Regions from separate parts of the Homo sapiens genome. Here region 2 is linked to region 1. Evidence: chromatin loops called from intact Hi-C (ENCODE). Cell type or tissue: mammary epithelial cell. All regions are shown on one strand. Each heading gives the region's core, and the rest is flanking DNA. Links, peaks and the distances in the headings are about the cores only.

Region 1 (11,089 bases), core at 2,127-10,126:
GGCATGCGCTACCACACCCGGGTAATTTTGTATTTTTAGTAGAGACGGGGTTTCTCCACGTTGGTCAAGCTGGTCTCGAACTCCTGATCTCAGGTGATCTGCCCACCTCGGCCTCCCAAAGTGTTGGGATTACAAGCGTGAGCCATTCAGCCTGGCCTCATCTACCAGTTTCTTTACAGAATCATGGAACATAAAAGTGAGGATAATAGCCAAGATATAGAGTCAACCTAAATGCCCGTCAACGATAGACTGGATCAAGACAATGTGGTACATATACCCCATGAAATTCTGTACAGCCATAAAAAAGAACGAGATCATGTCCTAAGTGAATTAACGCAGGAAACCAAATACCACGTGTTCTTACTTACAAGTGGGAGCTAAACATTGAGTACACATGGACACAAAGAGGGGAACAATAAACACCAGGGTCTGGTGGTGGAGGGTGGAGGGTGGGAGGAGGATTGAAAAACTTCCTATTGGGGCTGGGCGCGGTGGCTCATGCCTGTAATCCCAGCACTCTGGGAGGCTGAGGCAGGCAGATCCCTTGAGGTCAGGAGTTCAAGACCAGCCTGGCCAACATGGTGAAACCCCATCTCCACCAAAAATAGAAAAAATAGCCAGGCGTGGTAGCATGTGCCTGTAGTCCCAGCTACTCAGGAGGCTGAGGCAGGAGAATCTCTTGAACCTGGGAGGTGGAGATTGTAGTGAGCCGAGATTGTGCCACTGCACTCCAGCTTGGGCGACAGAGGGAGATCCTGTTTAAAAAAAAAAAAGCAAAAAGAAAGAAAGAAAAAAGAAAGACTACCTATCAGGTACTATGCTTACTACCTGGGTGATGAAATAATCTGTACACCAAACCCCTGAGACATGCAATTTATCTATATAACAAACCTGCACATGTACCCCTGAACCTAAAATAAATGTTAAAAAAAAAATTTAAAAAGGCCAGGTGCAGTGGTTCACGCCTGTAATCCCAACACTTTGGGAGGCTGAGCTGGGAGGATCACTTGAGCCCTGGAGTTCGAGACCAGTCTGGGCAACATGGCGAATTTGGTGTCTCTACCAAAAAATTTTTAAAAATTAGCTGGGGCCGGGCACAGTGGCTCATGCCTGTAATCCCAGCACTTTGTGGGGCCGAGATGGGCAGATCACCTGAGGTCAGGAGTTCAAGACCAGCCTGGCCAACATGGTGAAACCCTGTCTCTACTGAAAATACAAAAATTAGCCAGGCATGGTAGTGCACGCCTATAAACCCAGCTATTTGGGAGGCTGAGCCAGGGAGAATTGCTTGATCCTTGGAGGCAGAGGTTGCAGTGAGCCAAGATCGTGCCACTGCATTCCAGCCTAGGTAACAGAGCGAGAGTCCATCTCAAAAAAAAAAAAAAATTAACTGGGTGTGGTGGTGCGTACCTGTGGTCCCAGCTGCTTGGGAGGCTGAGGTGAGAGGACCACTTGAGCCCATGAGGTCAAGGCGGCAATTAACTGTGAGCACACCACTGCACTCCAGCCTGGGTGACAGAAGGAGATCCTGTTTCAGAAAAAAGAAAGTAAGTAGACTTCTCCACTCCCACTGCTTCGCTTGACTAGTCTAAGGAAGGAGAAAAAAAGGAAGAAAAGTAGAAAGTAGTGTCTTTATTAAGAGTTTACTGATGATGATTTGGAGAGGATGGAAATTATAGCCTCTGGGGAGTTGTAGAATTTGTGCCCTTGGTGTTGAGTCTCAGGCATGAAGCCCAGGTTCATGTACTGATGACATTCCAGTGTGGAGCAGGACCCAGGATAGAAGTTCCTATGCTATTTGTCTACATCTAGCTTTGAGGAATGAGCCACCAGTACTGGAATGCTATTAACATTCAATTGCAAATTTCAACACTATAAAAAGCAAAGGGTTGGGACTGTAAAAAGTGAGAAAATGAACATCAGCACCAGCCATGTAAATGTAAGGTAGTAAATATCTGTGTTACCCTAGAAACCAGAAGTATAAAGGTAGCTAGGTAGTTTGGTGACAGTTTCCAAGGTAATTCCTGCCACAGACAACATAAGAGCTTTCCTGTTATGTTAACTTTTTCTCTACATGCCTACTGGACCTTCACTCAATTCCACTATTTCCTCCCTCTCCCAAAAGACTCCCTCTCTGATTTCCCTATTTTTGTTAGTTTCAGTGCCATTCTCCTAAGTACTATCATCAGAAACCCTAGATGTTTATCAGTGAACTGAAGGGCCCCCAAAGTAATATGTGTCTCCAAACTTAAGAGACACAGTTTAGAGGAAAATCAGACACATAATTTGGGAAATGATAAACTCTTCAATTGAAAAAATTAAGAAAAAAAAAAGGCTCACAATGGATGAAACTAGCCAGCTGTGACTCTTCCCAGAAGCGACTTCTGGTAAATATAATTTGTAGATATATGCAAATAAGATTAAGATGCTTCCCAATATCTCACCTGGGAGCTACCAACCTAGAATGTAATTCATGTAAGACAGCTGTTACCTTGGAAACCGTGACATGTAATGAGAACAGGAGGCAGGTAATATTGTAATGACAGAAGATTCTGATAACTAGTTACAGATGGTGAAAAAAAAGAACATTGGAGAGTCAGTGTTTATGCACTACTATTCAAATGACAGGACACAAATAACCCAGTCTGGTATACAAATAACCCAGTCAAAGACCTCCCTTAAAACCATTCAGCCGGCCAGGCACCGTGGCTCACGCCTGTAATCCCAGCACTTTGGGAGGCTGAGATGGGCGGATCACATGAGGTCAGGAGTTTGAGACCAGCCTGGCCAACATGGCGAAACCCCATCTCTACTAAAAATACAAAAATTAGCCAGGCGTGGTGGCACATGCCTGTAATCCCAGCTACTTGGGAGGCTGAGGCAGGAGACTCGCTTGAACCCGGGAGGTGGAGGTTGCAGTGAGACTAGATTGCACCATTGCACTACAGCCTAGGCAACAAGAGCGAAACCTAAAAAACAAACAAACAAACAAACAAAAAAACCCATTCAGCTCCATTTGTTCAAGTTACAAATGACCATCTGATTACTAGTTTGGTTTCAAGGGTATGTTAATAGCTGGTAGGTATGACCCTAAATAATAGATAAGACAATTCCTGTCACTAGAAACTATATTTATCACTGGCATTTATTTGACTTGTAAGCCAATATCTTATTATTATTATTATTATTATTATTATTATTATTATTATTTTGAGATGGAGTTTCACTCTTGTTGCCCAGGCTGGAGTGCAACAGCGCTATCTCAGCTCACCGAAACCTCTGCCTCCTGGATTCAAGAGATTCTCCTCTCTCAGCCTCCCGAGTAGCTGGGATTACAGGCATGCGCCACCACGCCCGGCTAATTTTGTATTTTTAGTAGAGACGGGGTTTCACCATGTTGGTCAGCCTGGTCTTGAACTCCCAACCTCAGGTGATCCACCCGCCTTGGCCTCCCAAAGTGCTAGGATTACAGGCGTGAGGCACTGTGCCTGGGCCTTTTATTATTATTATTTTTTATTGAGACGGAGTCACTCTGTCACCCAGGCTGGAGTGCAGTGGTGTGATCTCAGCTCATCGCAACCTCCACCTCCGGGGTTCAAGCAATTCTCCCACCTCAGCTTCCCGAGTAGCTAGGATTACAGGTGTGTGCTGTCGCCCCCGGCTAATTTTTTTTTTTTAATTTTTAGTAGAGAAGAGGTTTCGCCATATTGGCCAGGCTCGTGTGGAACTACTGACCTTGAGTGATCTGCCCACCTCAGCCTCCCAAAGTGTTGAGATTACAGGAGTGAGCCACTGCACCTGGCCCATATCTCTATTTTCATAGAATAGATTCCTAGAGGGAGAATTTCTGGGGCAAATGCTATGAAATTTTTTAAGACTTGTGATTCTATTTGCTTTCTAGGAAGCATCAATTTACAATCCCACAGGCAGTGTATGAAGGTTTCTGCCTCACTGCTCATGGTCTACTTTGAGAAATATGTGTTCCTTTTTTTTTGTGTGTGTGTGACAGAGTCTCGCTGTCTGTCACCCAGGGAGTGCACTAGCACAGCACTGTCACGGCTCACTGTAGCCTTGACCTCCTGGGCCCAAGCAATCCTCCCACCTCAGCCTCCTGCTAGCTGGGACCACATGCATGCGCCACCACGCCTGGCTAATTTTTTAATTTTTTGTAGAGTCGTGGTCTCTTGATATTGCCCGAGCTGGTCTCAAACTCCTGGGCTCAAGTGATCCTCTTGCCTCGGCCTCCCAAAGTGCTGGGATTATAGGCGTGAGCCACGGTGCCTGGCACAGTTCTTTTTAAATCTTAATTAACTTCACAGGTAAAAGAGTATTATCTAGTTTGTATACTTTGCATGTTCTGTGATTACTAGTGAGTTAGAACAAAACACCTTACTGAGCAATCAGATTTCTTTTCCTGGAAATTCTCTCTCCATGCCTTTGTCAAAGTCTTTATTGAGGACATCGTGTTCTTCTTGTAAGTTTATGTAAGCTTTTTATCAAGAAAGATAATGACTCTTTGCTATACTTGTATATATTTTTCTGCTTGTTTTTTATGATTTCATTTTGTTAATTATATTTTTGTCATGTCAAGTTCTTAAGGTTAAGTAGTAAAATCTACCTACTTAGTGTTTTTTTTCTGCTGCTTTTAAGTTTATGATGTCTTCTCCCATCCAAATTTTAGATGCATAATCATCTACATCTTATTCTAGGGCTTTTATGGTTTGATTTGATTGTTGCCCAGGCTGGAGTGCAGTGGTGCCATCTCGGCTCACTGCAACCTCTGCCTCCTACGTTTAAGCGATTCTCGTGCCTCAACCTCCTGAATAGCTGGGATTACAGGCACCTGCAACCATGCCCGTCTAATTTTTTTTTTCTTTTTTTATTAGAGACAGGGTTTCACCATGTTGGCCAGGCTGGTCTTGAACTCCTGACCTCAGGTGATCTGCCTGCCTCGGCCTCCCAAGGTGCTGGGATTACAGGCGTGAGCCACTGCACCTGGCCTATGGTTTGATTTTTTTGATCTCCAACTAATTCATCTGAGATTTCAGTTGGTGTGTGGTAGTCGGAGCTCAGATTTTAATGGGCATCACCTGGTATGCTTGTTACAACCCTAGATATTCCTGAACCCTATAACTGCCCTATGGGTTCTTCCTGCCCACTGCACAAACAAAACAGACCACGACATTGCAGTAGAGAAAGAGTTTAATTGACACAAGGCCAGCCAAACCATCTCCTCAAAGTATCAAAGTATCAAAGGTTAGGGGTTTTTCAAAGGTAGTTTGGGGGAAGGTGTGGGGGTGGCTAGGCAATGGGTGCTGATTGCTTGGTTTGAAAATGAAATCATAGGGATTGGAAGCTCTCCTCTTGCACTGAGTCACTTCTGGGTGGGACCACAGGAGTGGTTGGTGGGTACAGGTGGAGCCATGGGTGTCAGACATCCAAAAGACCTGGAGACATCTCAAAAGGCCAATCTGAGGTTCTACAATAGTCATGTTATCTGCAGGAGTAATTGGAATAGTTGCATATTTTGTGACCTCTGGAATAATGGCTGGAAATCATTTAACTATGCCTACATCTTAGTATAATGCAGGCCCCTCTCATCCTCCTAACCTGGTTGGTGGCCTTTCATTAGTTTTACAAGGGTGGTTTAGTTTTTGGGAAAGGCTGTTATCATTTAAACTATAAACTAATTTTCTCTCAAAGTTAGCGTGGCCCATGCCCATGAATGGCCAAGGACAGCTTGAAAGTTGAAGGCAAGATGGAGTCAACCATGTCAGATTTCTCTTAATGTCATCATTTTGCAAAGGCAGTTTCAGTGACCTGGAAGCTGAGGGAGACTGTTGCATACATTCAGATGGGAGGTCATAAGTTTCTGTGCTAAGGCAAGCTATACTGCATACTGCAAAATTTTCTCAAAATATGGTCAGGGACATCTGCAACATAATCAGCTTGGATGATTGTAACACATATGGATTCTGAGTCCCACCCCACACTTACTGAATTGTCCCACCCCACACCTACTGTGGTCCCGACCCAGGAGCAGACTCAGTCCAAGAGGGCCATTTTCCATACCCCTATGATTGCATCCCCAACCAAAGGGGAAGAGGAGGTGATGAAAGGTGTAGAGCTGTGTATGCATATAACTATAACTGCCTACCAAACTATCTTTGAAAAATTCTAGCCTCCAAATTTTCAGGGAGATTGATGTGAGTAATAACTCCATCTCCTACATGTTGTGGCCGAGCTCTCATCAATTAAACTCTTTTTTTTTTTTTTTTTGAGATGGAGTTTTTCTCTGTCACCCAGGCTGGAGTGCAGTGGCGTGATCTTGGCTCACTGCAACCTCCGCCTCCTGGATTCAAGTGATTCTCTTGCCTCAGCCTCCCAAGCAGCTGGGATTACAGGCACCCACCACTATACCCAGCTAATTTTTGTATTTTTAGTAGAGATGGGGTTTCCCCATGTTAGCCAGTCTGGTCTTGAACTCCTGACCTCAGGTGATCCGCCCACCTCAGCCTCCCAAAGTGCTGGGATTACAGGCATGAGCTGCCGTGCCTGGCCTAAACTCTTTCTTTACTGCAATGCTGTGGTCTCAGTGAATTGATTTTGTCTGTGCAGTGAGCAGGAAGAACCGGTCAGGTGATTGCATCACTACATCCTAAAATCCATCTATATACAGCTCCTAGAGTTATCTTGCAGAAACATCTTATGAAAAAAAAAAAACCCAAAAACTCTTCATTAGCTTCCTATTGTTACAGGAACTAGCTCAAACTCCTCATCCCAGCCCTCCAGACCCTTTGTTATTTTCCCTGACCTGTCTATCTGATCAGCCAATGGCCAATGGCTTAAGCACCAAACTCTTATCTAGCCAGGTCTGCCTCCTCATGGGCCTTGTACAATTATTACTCATTTCCTCTTTTCATGCTGCAGTCCCAGTTCCTCTCAGATTATTCATATCCTATGCATTCAACTCAATTATCACATTCTTTTCCTTCCTTTGGTACCAAGATGGTGGCTGTTTTCTGAGACTTACCAAAGCCCCAATAGTTGTGTATTCTCACACTGAGTATTATCTTCCTATCAGGTCATACAATCTTTGAGGGTGTGGTCTGTGAATCTATCCCTCATAGCATATAGCACAGTCCTAGGTGCACCAAAGAACTTGTTTAATGGAACCAAACCAGCCCTAAATGCCAACTAATTTTTGTAAGAGTTAAAGAAAGAGGAAAGAAACATGAAAAGTGGCTCAACAGACAAAGACAGGTTTATTTTGGATAATCAACCGGAGAGGGTCTTCTGGCCGATTTTGGTCAGGAGTGCTCTCTCTTACAGACTAAGAGTATTTATTGGTTTTAGGGTGAGGGAGCTTATTACAGGCTTGGAATGTTACTGTGGTGGGGAGAAGTTTATTGCAGGGTTGGAATGTCTCTGGTTGGAGGGGAGGTTACTTGGGGCTGGCATGTCTCTGGTTGGGGAGGGGTTTATCTTATGGTTGGAATGTTTCTGGTTGGAGATGTCATTTACGGTTTATGGTCATGTTGACCTTAGCCATTAGGCTGATGCCCTTTGGATTTAGGTGTTTTTTTGTTTGTTTGTTTGTTTTTGTTTTTGTTTTGAGAGGGACTTTCGTTATTGTTGCCCAGGCAGGAGTGCAATGACGCGATCTCAGCCTACTGCAACCTCTGCCTCCTGCGTTCAAGCAATTCTTGGCCAGGTGCGGTGGATCATGCCTGTGATCCTAGCACTTTGGGAGGCCGAGGTGAGTGGATCGCCTGAGGTCAGAAGTTCAAGACCAGCCTGGCCAGCATGGCAAAACCCTGTCTCTACTAAAAATACAAAAAATTAGCCAGGTGTGGTGGCAGGTCCCTGTAATCCCAGCTACTTGGGAGGATGAAGCAGGAGAATTGCTTGAACCCAGGAGGCGGAGGTTGCAGTGAGCTGAATTCACACCATTGCACTCCAGCCTGGGCAACAAGAGTGAAACTCCATCTCAAAAAAAAAAAAAAAAAAAAAAAAAAAGGAAAAGAAAAGAAAAAAAGAAGAAAAAAAAGCAATTCTCCTGTTTCAGCTCCTGAATAGCGGGGATTACAGGCATGCACCACCACGCCCAGCTACTTTTTGTATTTTTAGTAGAGACGGGGTTTCACCATGTTGGCCAGGCTGGTCTTGAACTCCTGACCTCAGGTGATACTGCCCGCCTCAGCCTCCCAAAGTGCTGGGATTACAGGCATGAGCCTCCTTACCCGGCCTTAGGTGGTTTTTGATCAAGGAGAACTTTAGAATTGTGGTGCTTGTCCAAGATGGCGATGCTCCTGCTTGGTAAATTTTAATATGTTATTTCTGAGAGCGAATGCTGTAGCCTCTCAGCTATCTTTTCCTTGCACCAAAATGAGAATGTTTGACAAATTCCTAGGGATTTCACTTTGTTGTGATTTGGTTTGCTAATAACAAAATTAAGTAAAAGGTTATCTTGGTTCCAGCTCTTATTTGAGTTAACAATATTCCTTATCATCTATGACATATCCACTTACTGACTTTCTGGTTGAAGGGTCTAACCTTTCCTATAATACGGGGTATTTCTTTCCCCTCTTACAAATGTAATGATTTCGCTTTTATAGTAGAATATGCTTTACCAGATTAAATAAATATAAAGGGGTTAATGGCTAAATAATTACATTATAGCTGCTTTAATCTCTTTTCTCTCTCTACCCCTCAGGGTTTTCCTCCTTGAATGACAGGCCTGCTTTAAATGAATTTGCCTGGATGCTCAAAATAGGTGGGGGTGAGGGAGGAAATGCCTTCTCTCTTTCAGCAGACAAGATGGAATTCAGTTTAATTAATCAAATATTAATATTTATTGAGCTCGTATGGGACACCTGATTCTGTGCTAGGCACAACACAGAAGGCCAAAACGAGAAGTGATAAAGGAGCAGAAGGGCTTGGGAAGGGGAAGAAAGGGGAAGAGGAGGTGATAAAAGGTGTAGAGCTGTCTAGCCATATAAGAGGGGATTAAAAGATGAGAAAGGGAAAATAGAGCCAAAGGTAAATTCTCTGGCCTGGTCTCACTTGATAGCCCTGCATGGGCCTAGAAGGCTGAAGCAGTGGTTTGAGTTCAAATTTTGCTTATGAGCCATGAGAGCAGTTAGGATAGTGGCAATTTGAGTCAAACATTTACCTCCTCAAGGGTTTAGGATGGAAGTGAAATCTCTCTTTAAAAAACAAGAAACATACACGTGTGTGTTTGTGTGTGTGTGTGTGTGTGTGTGTGTGTGTGTGTGTGTTGTGGGGGCCAAAGTCATTGGCCCCTGAAGGTTCACTAAAATATCACTGATATGAGGCTGATTCATAGGAGAAAAGGCATACAAATTTATTTAACATGTACACATGGGAGCCTTCATCATGGAGACCCAACCTCCCAATAATTAACAGAAGCTTATATATCATCTTGAAATTACAGAAAGAGACCAGGCGTGGCTCATGCCTGTAATCCCAGCACTTTGGGAGGCCGAGGCGGGCAGATCACGAGGTCAAGAGATCGAGACCATCCTGGCCAACATGTTGAAACCCCGTCTCTACTAAAAATACAAAAATTAGCTGGGCGTGGTGGTGCAAGCCTGTAGTCCAGCTACTAGGGAGGCTGAGGCAGGAGAATCGCTCGAACCCGGGAGGCAGAGGTTGCAGTGAGCCGAGATCGCGCCACTGCACTCCAGCCTGGGTGACAGAGCGAGACTCCATCTCAAAAAAAAAAAAAGCCGGGCGTGGTGGCTCACGGCTGTAATCCCAGGACTTTTGGAAGCCGAGGCGGGTGGATCACGAGGTTGGGAGATCAAGACCATCCTGGCTAACACGGTGAAACGCCGTCACTACTAAAAATACAAAAAATTAGCCAGGCGTGGTGGCGGGCGCCTGTAGTCCCAGCTACTTGGGAGGCTGAGGCAGGAGAATGGCATGAACCCGGGAGGCGGAGCTTGCAACAGTGAGCCGAGATCGCGCCACTGCACTCCAGCCTGGGTGACAGAGCGAGACTCCACCTCAAAAAAAAAAAGTAAGAAATTACAGAAAGAATGTGGACGAACTCAGAGTATATACAAAAACAGGTTTTAGTGGCAAGATAGGTTATGGAAGAAAGGAAGAGACTTGGTTTGTGAAGGTGGCCTTGTCATGTAGAGGAAGCCTCCTTCCGAAAGAATAGCTGGTAAATGCTTCTTTTCAAACTTTTAAAGATGTCAGACTCTCAATCTCTCCTGGATCCAGGTAAGGCATAGAAATGGGAAGCTTGGCTGTATTCAAGGAGGTTCTCTACAGATGCAAATTTCCCCCATCTCAGTCCTCTGGTCCTGAGGCAGCCATTTCAAACATATGGCAAATACATTTATTTTGGGGTAAAATATTTTTATTTTCTTCAGAATGTATGAACACACAGTATATCAACTTATTTTGAATGATAATAGCTAACTTTGTGTACTTACTGTATTCTAAGCACTTTGTGTGTATTAACTCATTTAATCGTTGTCACAACCGTATGAGGTAGGTAAAATTATTGTGGACATTTTTTTTCAGATGATGAAACTGAAGCACTGAGTAATTAAATAACTTGCTCAGTGGACACAGCTTATCAGTGGCAGATCTGCTGGGGGTGGTGGCTTATGCCTGTAATCCCAGCACTTTGGGAGGCCGAGGCAGGCGGATCACCTGAGGTCAGGAGATCGAGACCAGCCTGACCGACGTGGTGAAACTCCATCTCTACTAAAAATACAAAAATTAGCTGGGCGTGATGGTGCACTCCTGTAATCCCAGCTACTCGGGAGGCTGAGGCAGGAGAATCGCTTGAACCTGGGAGGCGGAGGTTGCGGTGAGCCGAGATCACACCATTGCACTCTAGCCTGGGCAACAAGAGCAAAACTCTGTCTCAAAAAACAGAAAAATAGAAAATAAGTGGCAGATCTGGGCTTTGAATCCTATTCTGACTGACTCAATGTTTGCTGCTATTTGAAGTATTGGGCCTTGTTTAATTTACTACTGTACTCACTAAGGCTAACACATTGCCTTGCACATAATAGGCATGTTATGCTTTGAATAAATATTAATA
Region 2 (11,089 bases), core at 1,774-9,773, 140 kb before region 1:
CAGCCTCTTTCACCCATGTGAATCTGATTATACTTCCTGACTCCCACAGAGATGAACCAAGCACCCACGTTGTCTAGTCTTTTCTTCTGTCCAAGCTAGCCAAAAGATATCCTCTTACTGAAAGCTTGCAGCTACTGCTATTACTATTACTACTGCTTTTTATCACTGTTTCCTGCTCTTGGAAAACCTCAGCCTGATAGCGCAGGAACTGAGAAATTAATTCTGACCTCAAAAGGGGATAGCGTCTGTGAGACTTGCAAGAGGGGCTGATATCTGCCAGTCACTAGGCAGAGAAGAGCATTCCAGGCTGAGCAAACAGCATGAGCAAGTGTGCAGAGGTATGCAAGTGCATTGTTCTCATATTCAAGTTCAGGAAAGTTAATAGTCTAGTGGGGCTACAGGGAAGGCCATCAGAGCAGTGAGAGTGATGCCAAAGAAACCGGAACAAGGTAGAGTGGGGCAGATTTGTGAAGCACATTGAATGCCATGTTAAGGGAATTAAACTTTCTTTTTTAGGCAATGAGGCGTTCTAAGCAGATGAAACACAATCCAATTCACGTTTACAGAGAACTCTGGCAGGAGTATGGACGTTTGATTGGCAGAGATAAGGAGACTATTTAGGAGGCTCTAGCACGGGTCTAGATAAGAAATCAGAACCACATCTAGGGTAGTGGTAGTGGGTACTAAAAGGTGGCAGGTTTGAAAAACACTAAGAAATAGTAGTATGTTGCTTAAAAAAAACCTAGCTCTCTGGAAAAGCCAGGAAAATAGACTTCACTAGGAACAAAATTGGCCAGCACCCTGATTTTGGACTTTCCAGCCTCCAGAACTGTGTGGAAATAAATTTTGTTGTTTAAGCCACCCAGTCTGTGGTATTTTGTTATGGCAGCCTGAGCACACTAATACACATAGTATAAGATCAATAAATAGTTGCTGAATGAATATTCAAGTGTTAGGACTGATCCTAACATTTGTATTGGAATTAGTATTTTTTTAGAGATAAGATCTATTAAGACATAATGAGAAAATAGAACTAAGAAGAGGTACCACGTGACAGATTGTTGGCGATGGATTTTTCTCTGATGTAAGCTTTGCTCTGTGAGGCTAGTGAGGGGTTTCTTGCCAGGGTTTACAACAGTATCACTAGCTAAAATATCTTTCCCTGAGGATATCATATTCTTCCTCCTCCATTCTTGATTTACTTATGACATTAGAAATGCAATGGGAGGGCTAGGCACGGTGGCTCACACCTGTAATCCCAGCACTTTAGGAGGCCGAGGCAGGCGGATCACTTGAGGTCAGGAGTTCGAGACCAGCCTGGCCAATATGGTGAGACCACATTTCTACTAAAAATACAAAAATCAGCTGGGCGTGTTGGTATGCGCCTGTAGGCCCAGCTACTCGGGAGGCTGAGGCAGGAGGATCGCTTGAACCTGGAAGATGGAGGGTGCAGTGTGCCGAGATTGAGCTACTGCACTCCAGCCTGGGTGACAAAGCAAGGCTCTGTCTCAAAAAAGAAAAGAAAAGAAATGTAATGGGAGGCTGGGCACAGGGGTTCACGACTGTAATTCTAGCACTTTGGGAAGCTGAGGTGGGGGAATTGCTTGAGACCAGGAGTTCAAGATCAGCCTGGCCAACACGGTGAAACCCCATCTCTACTAAAAATAAATAAATAAATAAATAAATAAATAAAATTAGCTGGGCATGGTGGTGGGCACCTGTAATCCCAGTCACTCAGGAGGCTGAGTCAAGAGAATCACTTGAACCTGGGAGGCAGAGGTTGCAGTAAGCCAAGATCATGCCACTGACTCATGTCTGACTTTTTAAAAAAATGATCTTTTCCCCTTCCTTACCCCTACCAACCAGCAGGGTGCATTCTCTACTCAATATATCTCTTGGCTTCTGCTTATTTCCATACGGGGGTACTGTGCTGATTGCTCTACATGCATTCTCTGAATTCATTCTCATGACAACCCTAGGCATCTAGCGCAGTTTCTGGCAAATAATAAGTATTCAATAAATACTTTTTAAAAGATTAGCCGTGTAACAATAACAGTAACTAACATTTATTTTGTCTTCTATGGGTCAGCATCCATTCTAAACACTTCACATACATTAACACATTTAATTTCAACAACACAAAGAGGTAGTGACCATTATTATCAATTTTAGAGATGCTTACCAATTATAACTTTTTAGTGCTTTTGGCTCTAATGGGTGTCAGTTGCTGGCAGGAGTTGTAGTGATAGCAATAGTATTTTCAGCCCTAATCAAGGTGGTAATACTTGGGTAGATCTAGACTGATTGTGATAATGTCTCTAACAGTGCAACAAAAGTTACAAGCTTGTGGGCTCTACCTCAGGACTATTAGTTTCTGATTTTTGGGTATCACTCTTCTTCCTTTTGTCCCACTCCCTTTTACTATGCCATGTATCCGAAATCTCTGTAACTAATTTTATTTCAATAGTTTTTGGTTACATGGATGAGTTATTTAATGGTGAATTCTGGGATTTCAGTGCACCCGTCACCCAAGCAGTATACATTGTACCCAATATGTAACCAATTATTTTAAGAGTTTGGGTCTCCCTCTGTCACCCAGGCTGGAGTGCAATGGCATGATCACAGCTCACTGCAGCCTCAAACCCCTGGGCTCAAGCTATCCTCCCACCTCAGCCTCCCGAGTAGCTGGGACTACAGGCATGCACCACCACTCCTGGCTAATTTTTAAAAATGTTTTTGCAGAGACGGGGTCTTGCTATGTTGCCTAGTCTGGTGTCAAACTCCTGGCCTTAGGCAATCCTTCTGCCTCTGTCCCAAAATGCTAGGATTACAGGTAAACCATCGTGCCCAGCCAGTAACTTTTTTTTTTTTTTTTTTTGAGACAGTGTCTCACTTTGTCACCCGGGCTGGAGTGCAGTGGCACAATCTCAGCTCACTGCAACCTCCGCCTCCCGGGTTCAAGCGATTCTCCTGCCTCAGCCTCCCGAGTAGCTGGAATTACAGGTGCATGCCACCACGCCCAGCTAGTTTTTGTATTTTTAGTAGAGATGGGGTTTCACGATGTTGGTCAGGCTGGTCTCGAATTCCCGATCTTAGGTGATCTGCCTGCCTCGGCCTCCCAGAATGCTGGGATTACAGTCGTGAGCCACTGCGCCTGGCCAACTAATTCTTTTTATTAAATTCCCTTTTTGGAACACCAAGAGTAATTTCTCTTTACCTAGCTGGACTTTGAATAAGACCTAAAAGAACTTAAAGATGAAACTACTGATTCTCTATTGACAATCTTTGAGAAACAGTGACGATTACCAGAATAGCAACAGAGGGTTGAAAACAACAAAGCATTGTACTTTTTCAAAGCTTTGGGTTTTTTTGCTTTTGTTTTTGTTTTTTTGGAGACAGAGTCTCACTCTGTCACCCATGCTGGAGTGCAGTGGCATGATCTTGGCCCACTGCAACCTCCACCTCCCAGGTTCAAGCGATTCTTGTGCCTCAGCTTCCTGAGTAGCTGGGATTACATGCATGTGCCACACACCCGGATAACTTTTTGTATTTTTAGTAGAGACGAGGTCTCACTATGTTGGCCAGGCTTGTCTCAAACGCCTGAGCTCAAGTGACCCCCCAACCTCAGGCTCCCAAAGTGCTGGGATTACAGATGTGAGCCACTGTGCCCGGCCTTTTAACCTTTTATATTGTAAAGAATAACACATACTGAAAAGTGAGCACACAAATATATAACTCAATGGTTTACCAGGAATCAAACAGCCATGTAACCAGCACCCAGGTCATGAAAAAGAACATCTCCAGCAGCCCAGAATCCCCCTGCCAACCACTAAGGCCTTTCTCTTCCACTTAAGTAATCATTAACATGCCTTTTAGGAGAATCATGCCCTTTTTTTTATATATATAGCTTTTCCACCTAAACATGCATCCCTGAACATTAGTGGCTTATTTTTTTTTTTTAATTTGAGACAGGGTCTTGCTTTGTTGCCCAGGCATGAACCCATATGCCCTGACTTAGTTTTGCTGTTTTTTGAACTTTCACATATACGCAATCAAGATATATTCTTCTGTGTCTGGTTTCTTTCACTCAACATTATATCGCTGAGATTCACCCATTCCTATGCAAGAAATTATTCATCCATTTTATTGCTGTATAATATTCCATTGTATGAACAAACATGGCTGCTCAACAAGGTCTGATCTGAGTCTATATTTTAAAAGTAGATAACATCAGGCACAATACCAATTAATTAGATGACTTGTTGAGGATGACCAAGATAGTAAAGATCTAGTTGCTTACACTAGAAAAAGAGAAGGCTTGGGGCAAAGAGGAAAAAAAGTCACAGCTATTTTAAAATTTTTAAAGAGCTATTATGTAGAAGAGGAATTGAAACTATTCTCTGCACTTTCAGAGGGCAGAATCAGAACCAATAGGGAGATAGCATAAATAAGTATATTTTGGCCATCTTGTTTACTATATTCTTGTCCTTACCATCCCATAAAGTTGGAGATAATCTGGTCAGATAGGCATGCTGTAGCAGCACTAAATATAGATAAACTAAAATGATCTGCATGACTAGCAGCCTGAGCCAAGGCTTCCAAACACAATAAAACGATTCTAGAAATAATCCTTAGCATTCTCTGCATGCTTTCCTTTGAGAGAAACTTTTCAGCTGGAGCAAGCAGAGGCAAATCGGTAGGCTAGGAACTATAGTAGATACTGACTAGTGTCAAGAGAACTAAAAATGTGGAGACCTCTGAATTGAAAAATCAGGATGCCATTTGAGTTTCACACTAATCTTAAAAATCATTCCCTATACCAGATCATGTTGGGAATCTTTCCAACAAAAAGGTGACCTTGAATATATAAAGTCTGAGAAAAAAGAGAGCAGAAATTTCTTAGAGCTTGTGTGTGTGTGTGTGTGCACACGCATGTTGCGCATATGCATGCTTTTTGCCTTAGGGAGTTATAAAGTTCAAACCAGATAAAGTAAATATAAACACTTCAGAAACTCTTAGGTGCATTAAACTAGAAGATGAACTTAAAGAAAAAAACAAAGTTTCAAAGAACTCAGAAGAATCAGCCTAAAGTTCGAAACCAGGGTTTAGGCTGAATGATTTTTCAGAAATGAAGTTCCTCAAAATTTCCTAATGAAATTCTTGAACAGAAAAAGACATAAGGAGAATCCACCTCTAGAGAGGGAGTTAATTTTGTGCATAATGAATAAACGCTAAAGGGTATACCATTAGACTGAGAGCCTCGGGTCAAAATTTTGCTAAGAAAATAGCCTCTTCTAGTCTACTACCTCTTTAAATACACTGGAAGAGGTTTTCCTTTTATAGGCCCATCAAAGCACTAAATGGGTTGCTTTAGTGGTAATTGCAGAAATGGCTGATAACCAAAGTGGGTTTTGCTAACATTTCTTCCCCTAATCTAAGTGTACTGAAGAAAAAGGTATGGAACCTAGTGTTAATAGTGAATGGTAGGATAAAAAAAGCTCTCCTAGAGCTTTCAAATTCATCTTAAGATTTGGTGGTGAATTTGTAATAATATGAGTACACTGATTTTAATTATCCCTCTTTCCATTTACTATCAGCCATAATATGATGCTTCATTGTGCTTATGAGCTGGGGGGAATGAAGACTTAAAAAAGGACACAATATTTAAGAAAAATTCATGTCTAACAGAAAAACAAAGTAGATGTGGTAGGATGGGGTTTTTTTTCAAGGTTGGAGAAAATGAAAAGACAGTAAAAATTTTTAAATATTATTAAATAGCTGCATAAGATAGAAAATTACAAAATATTGCTTTAATTTTAAAAAATCTAAATAAATAGATTAATATATTATGCTTATTGGTTAGAAAACTCATTATTTTAATGTTAATTTTACCCAAATTGATATATAGGTTAAACACAATCTCAAAAGTAATACCAGCACGCTCTTTTTTCTGGAAATCAACAAGATGATTGGCCTGATTTAATCATTCCACATTGCATACATATACCAAAACAACACATTATACCCCATAAATGTATATCTTATGATTTGTCAATTAAAAATAATATCAATAAAATTTAAATTTATAGGGAAACACAAAGGTCCTAGAAAAACCAATCTTAAAACAACAACAGCCGGGCGCAGTGGCTCACGCCTGTAATCCCAGCACTTTGGGAGGCCAAGGCATGTGGATCACGAGGTCAGGAGATCGAGACCATCCTGGCTAACATGGTGAAACCCCGTCTCTACTAAAAATACAAACAATTAGCCGGGCGTGGTGGCGGGCACCTGTAGTCCCAGCTACTCGGGAGGCTGAGGCAGGAGAATGGCGTGAACCTGCGAGGCGGAGCTTGCAGTGAGCTGAGACTGCGCCACTGCACTCCAGACTGGGCGACAGAGCGAGACTCTGTCTCAAAATAACAACAACAACAACAACAACAACAACGAAGCTGGAGGGCTTACACTATTAGGTATCAAGACTTGTTATAATGCTACAGTGATTAAGACCATATGGTATTTATGCAATGATAGTCAAATAGACCAATGGAGCACTATATAGAATATAGAAAGAGAACCACCCATATCCAGTCATCAGATGTATGGTGAAGGCACCATTACAATTCAGTGGGAAAGGGTTAGAGTTTTTTTTTTTTTAATAGTGATGGGTTAACTGGATATCTATATAGAAAAAAATGAACTATCTCAAACCACACACAAAAATTAATTTGAGATGGGTAATAGATCTAAATGATCTAGAACAACAGAGGTTGGCAAACATTTTCTGTAAAAGGCCAGATAGTAAATATTTTAGGCTTTGTGGCTCGTATGGTCTTTGTCACACTGACTTTGATGCTGAAGTGTGAAAGCAACCATAGACGATACATAAATGAATGGATGTAGCTATGATTCAGTAAAACATTATCTGGGCCACATTTGACCTTTGGGATGTAGTTTGTCAACTCCTGTTCTAGCAAAACACATAGAAGAGTATCTTCTTGATCTTAGGGATAGGCAAGGATTTTTAAAGTAGGGCATCAAAAGTACTAACTAATAAGAAATGATAAATTGGACTTAATTAAAATTAAGAACTTCTGGTCAAATGATATCATTAAGAATACGAAAATTCAAGCCATAGACTGGGAGATTTCTGAAATACATACGACTAAGGACTTGCAGTTAGAATATGTAAAGAACTGGGCCAGGTGTGGTGGCTCATACCTGTAGCCCCAGCACTTTGGGAAGCTGAGACGGAAGGATCGCTTGAGGCCGGGAGTTCAAGACCAACCTGGGAAACATAGCAAGACCCCATCTCTACAAAAAAATAGTAAAAAAAAAAATAAAAAAGCCAAGTGTGGTGGCACACGCCTGTAGCCCCAGCTATTCAAGAGGCTGAGGCAGGAAGATCACTTGAGCTCAGGAGTTTCAGGCTGCAGTGAACTAGGTTTGCACCATTACACTCCAACTTGGGCAATAGAGTGATACTTCGTCTCTAAAAAAATAAAAAATAAAAATATAGAAATCTTACAAAACAATAGAAAGACAAAAACTCAGTAATAAAATAGGTAAAATACCTGAACAGGCATTTTACGAAAGAAGATATCCATATGGTCAATAAACCTATGAAGAGATGCTCACCATCATTAATCATCAGGAAAATGCAAACTAAAATGACATTGTGATACTACCATACATCCAACATAATGGTTAAATTAGATGGACAAAATCAAGTGCCAATGAAGATATAGAGCTATTGAGACTGTCATACATTGCTGGTGGTGATGTAAATAAACACATAATCACTTTGGCAGTTATTACAAAAGCCAAACATACATTTCATTCTATGACGAAGAAATTCCGCTCCTGCATATGAACTCAACCAAAATGAGTGCTTATATTCTATGAAAGATATGTACAAGACTGTTCGTATCCATTTTGTTCATAATTCAAAAACTGGAAACTCAAATGCATTTATACTCTAGAATGAATAAACCAATTGTGGTAAATTGACACAATGGAATTAGTACATAGCAGCTAAAAAGAAGAAGAAACTACTAGAATGTGCAATGACATGGATAAATCTCAAGAAAACAATGTTGGCTGGGTGTGGTGACTCATGCCTGTAATTCCAGCACTTTGGGAGGCCAAGGCAGGCAGATCACCTAAGGTCAGGAGTTCGAGACCAGCCTGCCCAACATGGCAAAACCCCATCTCTACTAAAAATACAAAAAATTAGCCAGGCGTGGTGGCACGTGCCTGTAATCCCAGCTACTCGAGAGGCTGAGGCGGGAGAATCGCTTGAACCTGGGAGGCAGAGGTTGCAGTGAGCCAAGATCGCACCACTGCACTCCAGCCTGGGCAACAGAGTAAGACTCTCTCAAAAAAAAAAAAAAAAAAAAAAAAAGAAAGAAAGAAAAAGAAAATAATGTTTAGCAAAAGTCAAATACATAAGTACATAGTTTGATTCCATTTAAATGAAGTTTTAAAACAGGCAATACACCTATGGTGATACAAGTTAAAACGGTGGTTACCTTCGAGAGTATCAAGTGGGAAGGGGCATGAAGAAGTCTTCTGAGGTACTGGAAATGGTTCTACATCTTGATCTGGGTGGTAGGTAGTTAAATGATTGTGTGTGTGTATGTGTGTGAGAGAGAAAGAGATGTGTGTGTGAGGGAGACACAGAGAGAGAGAATTAAGTGAGCTACGCTTGAGATCTGTGAACTTTTACTGTAGAAAAGAAAAAAACAATTATTAGCTAAGCACAGTGGCACATGCCTGTAGTCCCAGTTACTTGGGAGGCTGAGGCAGAAAGATTGCTTAAGCCCAAGAGTGCAAGAGCAGCCTGGACAATATAACAAGACTTTATCTCAAAAAAAAAAAAAAAAAAAAAGAAAGGAAGAAAGAAAAGAAGAAAAATATTTAAAAAGACAATATCAATTTAAAAAAGAAAAAAAAATGGTTAATGGTCCCACTGAACACTTCAAGAAAAAAGTATGTTATCCCAGCATTCAAATTAGATAAGTAAAATAATTGCTTCTCTCTCAAATTGATTAAATCTTCCTCTAAACAGATTATTTTGCTTTTCTTTTGCTTAGATTTTTTGCTTTGGATGTGGTATCCAAGTATAATAAAGCAGAAGAGAGAATTTTCTTCCTACTCCCAGATATTAGTTTATGCCATACAGACATCATATATTCTTCAGAAGATTTGCTCTGACCCAATTCAGGATACTTTGTTTTTGGCAAATAATCTGAGTAAAAAATGCCATTCCTCACTCTGTGATTGTGTGTATATTTATACAGTTTTTAATTTCCCTGGGAGTACTCATACCCAGTTTGAAAAGCATGCCTTTAAATAGCCAATCTAGTCACAATGGCTAATTGACAGGAAAAGCTTTCAAGTGCTCAAAGGGATCATTGATCCTTTTATTTCGCGATGAGCAAAGAGATCCTTAGAGCTAATTAAATTATGATCCTAATATTCTTCCCTTTCATTATTAGCAGTATTTGGCCCTGATTTTTTTCCTGGAGCATGTGTACTCAATTAGGGGTGAGGGAAACACATGTTTTATAAAACAAAAGTGGTCATTATTCTCTGCTCCAATAAGAGTGTGTTTTATCTTTTATCATTAAAAGAGGAATCAGTATTTTTACCAGGAGTTTTCAAATACATTTTTCTTTGAAGAAAGTTCTGGTGTGTTTCAATTGTTTTAAACTAAGATTAAGCTCAGGGCAATAATTCAAAACGTTTAAATTATACATAGTGATTAGTTTTAATTTTTAGTGTGGGAAAGTGGTAATTGAAGACAACATTAATTTGGTAATGTTAAAGCATTAAGTGGAGAACAACCTTTCAATTTTCCTCACCCTAGTGTGATTTATTATATTATAGCCCATACTTGCAGTATCTATATTATCTGCTTCAAGGTATTAGATCTTATGATACTAATAATCTTAAAAAGGAGATATTTTTCTTAAGAGAGTACCAGGCACCAGGTGTGGTGGCTCACGTCTATAATCCCAGCACTTTGGGAGGCCAAGGGGGGCAGATCACCTGAGGTTGGGAGTTCGAGACCAGCCTGGCTAACATAGGGAAGCCCCGTCTCTAATAAAAATACAAAAATTAGCTGGGTGTGATGGCACGTGCCTGTAATCCCAGCTACTTGGGAGGCAGAGGCAGGAGAATCACTTGAACCCGGGAGGTGGAGGTTGCAGTGACCCGAGATTGTACCACTGCACTCCAGCCTGGGAGACAGAGTGAGACTCCATCTCAAAAAAAAAAAAAAAGAGACCGGATGCGGTGGCTCACGCCTGTAATCCCAGCACTTTGGGAGGCCAAGGCGGGCGGATCAGGAGGTCAGGAGTTCGAGACCAGCCTGGCCAACATGGTGAAACCCCATCTCTACTAAAAATACAAAAATTAGCCAGGCGTGGTGGCGGGCACCTGTAATCCCAGCTACTCAGGAGGCTGAGGCAGGAGAGTCACTTGAACCCGGGAGGTGGAGGTTGCAGTGAGCCGAGATCGTGCCACTGCACTCCAGCCTGGGTGACAGAGCGAGACTCCATCTCAAAAAAAAAAAAAAAAAAGAAAGAGTACAAGGAGCAGCTTGCAATACCATATGATTTTATTCTCAAAATGGTGTAATGAAAAAAACCCATAGACTCTGGTGTTAGTAGATCTGAAAGGCAGACCTGACTCCATTATGAATGACTTTGTGTGAATTATTCAATCTTTCAGAGCTTATAGTTTCTTCAACTGTAAAATGAGACTATTATAATAATGCCTGCCACACTGAAGAATCTGGATGAAAGGCATCCACACAATATCTTAGAATGTGAACTGGATATAATGCATGACAATATTTTTTTTTAGACAGGGTCTCACTCTGTCACCCAGGCTGGAGTGCAGTGGCATGGTCATGGCTCACTGTAGCCTCAACTTCCCAGGCTCAAGCAATCCTCCCTCGTCAGCCTTCTGAGTAGCTGGGACTATAGGTGTGTGCCACCATACCCTGGTAATTTTTTAATTTTTTGTACAGATGGGGTTTCGCTACGTTGCCTAGGCTAGTTTTGAACTCCTGGGCTCAAGTGAT

What was found. A loop is a pair of places that touch in the nucleus more often than their neighbours do. Peaks named below come from ENCODE experiments on the same cell type or tissue, not always from the same donor. Only the 100,000 strongest peaks of a DNase experiment are listed, where the experiment ranks them.
Region 2: a loop joins it to region 1, with 6 times the contacts of the local background. A loop is called at or near these places in 7 of 110 quality-filtered maps.

What each region holds. Positions count from the first base shown.
Region 1 is chrX:101,053,092-101,064,180 of GRCh38, reverse strand. No RefSeq gene overlaps it. Among named protein-coding and RNA genes, the nearest start is that of TRMT2B, 6.5 kb to the right of the region's middle. In mammary epithelial cell, for the core only: no CTCF peak of the experiment used is centred there; a DNase peak (open chromatin) is centred at 6,890.
Region 2 is chrX:101,197,462-101,208,550 of GRCh38, reverse strand. No RefSeq gene overlaps it. Among named protein-coding and RNA genes, the nearest start is that of DRP2, 17 kb to the left of the region's middle. In mammary epithelial cell, for the core only: a CTCF peak has its summit at 1,876; no DNase peak of the experiment used is centred there.